2 separate regions of the Homo sapiens genome follow, and region 2 is linked to region 1. A link is an interaction called in ENCODE POLR2A ChIA-PET data of the cell type or tissue named here. Cell type or tissue: Panc1. All regions are shown on one strand. Links, peaks and the distances in the headings refer to the core of each region. The heading gives the core; the rest is flanking DNA.

Region 1 (2,916 bases), core at 153-2,652:
TAGAAAAATAATATTTGTAATCCCCTCTGAATGTCAATACTTTGAGAGCTGTCTATATTATTATGATAAAACTCTGCTTAGTAACTATGGTTAGGGTAGTAAACAGATGGGTTAAGATGATGAGAGTACAGAATAGTAGAATTATCCAAGAATCCACCTTTGGGTTCACTACCTTCTGAAATTCTCCCCCACCTCTGCCTGCCCTCAATTAAAGAAACACTGAACTTCATTAGATTTTGAATGTCCTAAAAATATTTCATTTTCCTTTACTTATTTTTAATATCTTGAAAAATACTTTTTTGATAATCACATATAGTCAAAGGGAGTGAAATAAATTTCGAAGTGTGTTGGGTGTGAATCTTATGTATTTTTCTTGGGAACATGAATAAAAACAGTAATTATAATCTTGTAGTAATTGAACATTAAAAACTAGTATAGATAATAAGTGGCATAAAGAGAAGTCTTTTGATGGATATTGGAATGGAGTATTTGAAAAGATCTAAAGAATATAAGGAAGGCAGAAGTCTGCCTATTATTTAATAGGCCCACATTAGCTAGATAAGCCAGACTTAAAGAATCTTTAAACATTCTTATTAAGTTATTAAAACAACACCATTTTTACTGAAGAAATATCAGATATATTTTTCAAAAATTACCATATAAAACATTAGTAAATGCTACCATTTTGGGGATTTTCCTACATTAGAGATTTACTTGCTTAAAATACACTTATGAAACTTAGTTCAATAATACTAAATCCTCTGAAAATTTAACTCTGTGAAGAGTAATATAAAAAGCACCTTCTAAAAATTCCTTGTTGTGACACAGGGTCTCATCTGTTGCCCAGGCTGGAGTGCAGTGGCATGATCACAGCTCTCATTGCAGCCTCAACCTCCAGGGCTCAGGTGATACTCCCACCTCAGCCTCCCAACACAGCTGGGATCACAGGCACTCACTACTGCGCCTGGCGCTTTTTTTTTTTGGGGGGGGGGGGGTTGGGGACGATGTTGGAGGGAGCTGGGACAGGGTCTTACTATGTGGCCCAGGCAAGTCTAGAACTCCTAGGGTCAAGCAATTCTCCCACCTCAGCCTCCCAAATGTGTTGGAATAACAGGCATGAGCCACTGCGCCTGTCCTAAAGTTTTTAACAAGAAAACCCCAGTAGGATGTTTTCATCATTATTAAAACGATTTATTATTGGGATCAATGAATCATTGAGCTGTATGAGTTCCTTTTTTTTTTTTTTTTGAGACAGAGTCTCACTCTGTCACCCAGGCTGGAGTGCAGCGGCACAATCTTGGCTCACTGCAACCTCCACCTCCCAGGTTCAAGCAATTCTCCTGCCTCAGCCTCCCAAATAGCTGGGACCATAGGTGCACGCCACCACACCTGGCTAATTTTTGTATTTTTTGTAGAGATGGGTTTCCACCATGTTGGCCAGACTCTCGAACTCCTGGCCTCAAGTGATCTGCTTGCCTCAGCCTCTCAAAGTGCTGGGATAACAGGCGTGAGCCACTGCACCCAGCTGAGTTATTCCTTAAATAAAGAACCACTATAGTGGACCTTAAGAGACTATGCTTTTAAATGCCCTTGTTACTTAGAGACTGGAAGCAGGAATAACATAGAGCAATTGTTTTCAAACTCCAGAATTCCTAGGAGATTTCTTAAAGGATAACTTGCTGGGCTGGGGGTAGAAGTTAGGGGAATATGTTCCTCATGCTTATTTCATGCCTAAGGCCCGAAGGCCAGCTACATTTTCATGGTTTATGAGAGTTTCATGTAAGATTTGTCTTGAGCACAAAGTTTTGTATTAAAAAAGAAAAACAGATGTTTTCAAGATGTCAAAGAGCAAAAAGAAGTCTGTGTTCTGTGAAATGGCACTTTTCAGTAGCAATACAGATGTACTGCCTTGGAAGTGTATTTCTAAAAAGCAGTCAATGACATGTGATGTGTTTTATGAAAAGCCTAATTTTTCAAGTCCATGTTTATGTGATAATTTGTATGACCATTGTCTCTAATGTCACTATAAAATTTTTAAAAGATTTTAAGTTGCTTTTACAAAAAATAGCTACAATACAAAATAAGGATTAAACAAGTTTAATTACAGTTCTTTCCCCCGCCCCAATGAAACTAACTCAGTGGATCCAACTTCTCATCTTTAAGACATGGATAGGGCAGGACACAAATTCTGCTTGTTTATTGAATAAGAGACACACAGTAAACTAACAAAGAAACTAACTTAAAATAAGGTAATTCTTTCTGAAATCTGCTGAATGCCTGAAGTAAAATGTTCTAGGTCAGAAGAGATTTCAATCTAATTTTAGTTATAGAAACTGCAACTTGTGATGATCCTATTATCCCAGCTAGCTTTCGGCAAAATTGGTTTCATTTTGTGAGAAAAAGCAAATATACTATAGGTTGTCAGGTGTAACAAGTCCTTGGGTTAGAGACTCTGTTTGGTCTTACCTAAAATGGTAGGACTGTTTTTCAGTGACATTAGCTACATAACACATTATGAACTTCTTGGCACTATGATTAGTTATACGATGATTAAAACACTCAAAAGGAGCAACTATCCCAACTGAGATGCAGAGGCAGAGCACTGTGTGAACATTAGGGTTTGCTATCCTGAGTTTACATGTCACCATCTGAAAAACCCAACGACAATAAACCTTCAACTTTGAATCCTTCCCAAATACAAAAACATGGAATAGAAGCATCTCAACTTCATTCCTAACAGATGAGCTGCTGGGATGAGGATGACATCAGTTAATAATATTTCTTGAAAAGTATCTTCAGATTAGAATCTATTTTTAAATTATAAAATAGTTTAAATACAACACTAAAAATGTGAAGCAAAGATTAATCTATAAAGGCCAAGTTCAGACTAGGGCAGTATTCAGAAATTTAAAAATT
Region 2 (2,916 bases), core at 166-2,665, 100 kb after region 1:
TTTTTTTGAGACAGAATCTCTCTCTGTCGCCCAGGCTGGAGTACAGTGGTGCAATCTTAGCTCACTGCAACCTCTGCCTCCTGGGTTCAAGCGATTCTCATGTCTCAGCCTGCCAGGTAGCTGGGATTACAGGCGTGCGCCACCACGCCCGGCTAATTTTTGTATTTTTAGTAGAGACTGGGTTTCGCCATGTTGGCCAGGCTGGTTGCAAACTCTTGGCCCAGCAACAGCATTTTGAAAGATTTTTGGGAGACTGGGCATGGTGGCTCACGCCTGTAATCCCAGCACTTTGGGAGGCTGAGGCAGATAGATCACCTGAGGTCAGGAGTTCGAGACCAGCTTGGCCAACATAGTGAAACCCCACCTCTACTAAAAATACAAAAATTAGTCGGGCGTGTTGGTGGGTGCCTGTAATCTCAGCTACTTGGGAGGCTGTGGCAGGAGAATTGCTTGAACCCAGGAGGTGGAGGTGGCAGTGAGCCGAGATTGTGCCACTGCACTGCAGCCTGGGCAACAGAGCAAGACTGCATCTCAAAAAAAAAAAAAAAGAAAAGAAAAAAAGAAATATAACGTTAGCTGCAAATTTTTTAAATTTTCAAGTAGCTACATTAAGAAAATTAAAGAAGCAACTGGAATTAATTTTAATGATATCTTTTATTTAACTCAATAGATCCAAAATAATATTTTAACATGTAATCAGTATAAACATTCATCATTCATTACTTTTGTTTTGTATGAAGTCTTTGAAATCCAGTATCTTTTACACTGACAGCACATCGCATTTGGGGTTCATCATATTTCAAGTGCCCAATAGCCACGTGTGGCTGGTGACTACTGTATTTGAGCATTGAAGGTCTAGGTTACCGCAGGAGCTTTGGAATCTGACTAACAAGTCCCTGCCACCCACAAGCTCTTTCCTTTCTGAGTCCCAGTTACTGCCACCTTAAAATGATCATGAAAATAGTATCCATCTCTGTGCCAACAATGATGCCAAGTACTTAACCTGAAGGAGCTCTTTGAGTTCTCATAACATCGTTACTTGTTGATTATTATTAATAACCTCCATTTTACCAAAAACGTCTCTGAGGCTCAGAGAGGCTAAGTAACATTCCCAAGGTCACACAGCTTGACCAGGCAGAGTTAGTATTTGAACCCAGCTCTTCTAGAGCCCTAGGTCTTGACCATGCTGCCTCCCTTTCTCTCCTTTCCAACTAATCCCAGCTAGAGATGAGTATCCCCTTTTATGCTAGGAATAAATTGTTTGCTAATCTGTGACTGGAGAAGGACAAGCAGGGAGGAAACAAGCCTTTCCTTTGGTGTAATTGCCATTCTTGCCTCTTTGGACCACTCTGTTCTGTGGGAGTTCACTTTCCTCCATCCTTTAGTTACTGAAACACCCTTGCCTCTGGCCACACTGGTATGACACAGTTTCCTTGGCATGTCTGTCTCATTTCTGAGGACACACCCATGTTGAGGAGACTGTGGGAACCGGCCTAGGTTTCACGGCCACACCCAAGCTATCTCTTAGCCAGGCCGTCTCTGCAGTTGGCTGATCTCTCTCTCACACAGCTTCTTCCTGGCTGCAGTTTCGGGTGGTCATGTTCTGTCTGGCTCTAGGGGCTTCTCCTGGGAGTTCTTGCTAGGCATCAGCTGAACCAACACCGGGAAAGGGTAGGCCCTGGGACTGCGATCTCCCCATGGGGATCTTTGCTGAGAACTGGACCATGCACCTCTGGCCACCAGCTGATGTGTCCCAACACAGACCTTGTCTGGGTCACAGGTCTAGCCCATGGCTTTGGCAGGCAGTAGGGTCAGCTGGGCTTCCTGTGGTCCCTGGTTCCCCACCTGCCTTCTTGTGGTTAATATATTTTTCTTCACCCTCACCACTTCCTCTCAAGTCCGTCCACCCTCTGTAGGTAACTAATCTCATTAGTTTCTGATTTGAAAGTATGGAACGCTTCGCAAATTTGCATGTCATTTTTGCAGAGGCGCCATGCTAATCTCTATATTGTTCCAACTTTAGCGTATATGATGCTAAAATTGAGCACCAGTGTGATCCTTTTAAGCAGAAATCAGATCATGTCACCGTTGCTCAAAGGCCTCCAGTTGCTTCCTGCAACCATCAGAATAAAACCTGAATCCCTTACTGCACTCCACTTACTTTAAGACCCTACATGATCTGGCTTCTGTTTCCTGCTTATTTCCTCTACTTTATTTTTATTTTTTAATTAATTGATTTTTTGAGACAGTCTTGCTCTGTCGCCCAGGCTGGAGTGCAGTGGTGCAATCTCAGCTCACTGCTACCTCTGCCTCCAGGGTTCAAGCAGTTCTCCTGCCTCAGCCTCCTGAGGCACCTGCCACCACTCCTGGCTAATTTTTGTATTTTTTTAGTAGAGACGGGGTTTCGCTATGTTGGCCAGGCTGGTCTCAAACTCCTGGCCTCAAGTGATCCACCCGCCTTGGCCTCCCAGAATGCTGGGATTTCAGGCATGAGCCATAGCACCCAACCTGTTTTATTTTTTGACACCATCCACCTGGAGATTTATTTCCTCTACTTTATGCCCTTGTTCACCTACTCCAGCCACACTTGCCTTCTTGCTGTTGCCCTTGTGGCCAGCACTGTCCTGCCTCAGGGCCTCTGCAGGTGTCCTTCCCTAATACTTGGTGCTGCTCTTCCCTTGCTTGTTCCCAGGACTAGTTACCTCTGCCTCTCTGGTAGACATTCACATCTTGCGAAAGGCCTTCCCCAAGTACATCCCCCACCATTTTCTAACTCTTTATTTGGCTCCGTTTTAATTCATGGCACTTATCATATGTGTATTGTCTCACGCATCCATGTGAAGAGACCACCAAACAGGATTTGTGTGAGCAACAAGGCTCTTTATTTCACCTGGGTGCAGGCGGGCTGAGTCCGAA

The links. Peaks named below come from ENCODE experiments on the same cell type or tissue, not always from the same donor. Only the 100,000 strongest peaks of a DNase experiment are listed, where the experiment ranks them.
Region 2: POLR2A ChIA-PET joins it to region 1 with 5 read pairs; 6 of 35 experiments call an interaction of 5 or more read pairs at or near these places.

The regions. Positions count from the first base shown.
Region 1 is chr5:149,501,539-149,504,454 of GRCh38, forward strand. All of the region lies in intron 9 of CSNK1A1 (casein kinase 1 alpha 1), which reads right to left. Among named protein-coding and RNA genes, the nearest start is that of CSNK1A1, 48 kb to the right of the region's middle. In Panc1, for the core only: no CTCF peak of the experiment used is centred there; no DNase peak of the experiment used is centred there.
Region 2 is chr5:149,604,694-149,607,609 of GRCh38, forward strand. The region is part of intron 3 of ARHGEF37 (Rho guanine nucleotide exchange factor 37); the gene reads left to right. It also overlaps the pseudogene RNU6-588P. Among named protein-coding and RNA genes, the nearest start is that of ARHGEF37, 25 kb to the left of the region's middle. RefSeq lists an enhancer at 1,561-1,700. In Panc1, for the core only: no CTCF peak of the experiment used is centred there; a DNase peak (open chromatin) is centred at 1,428.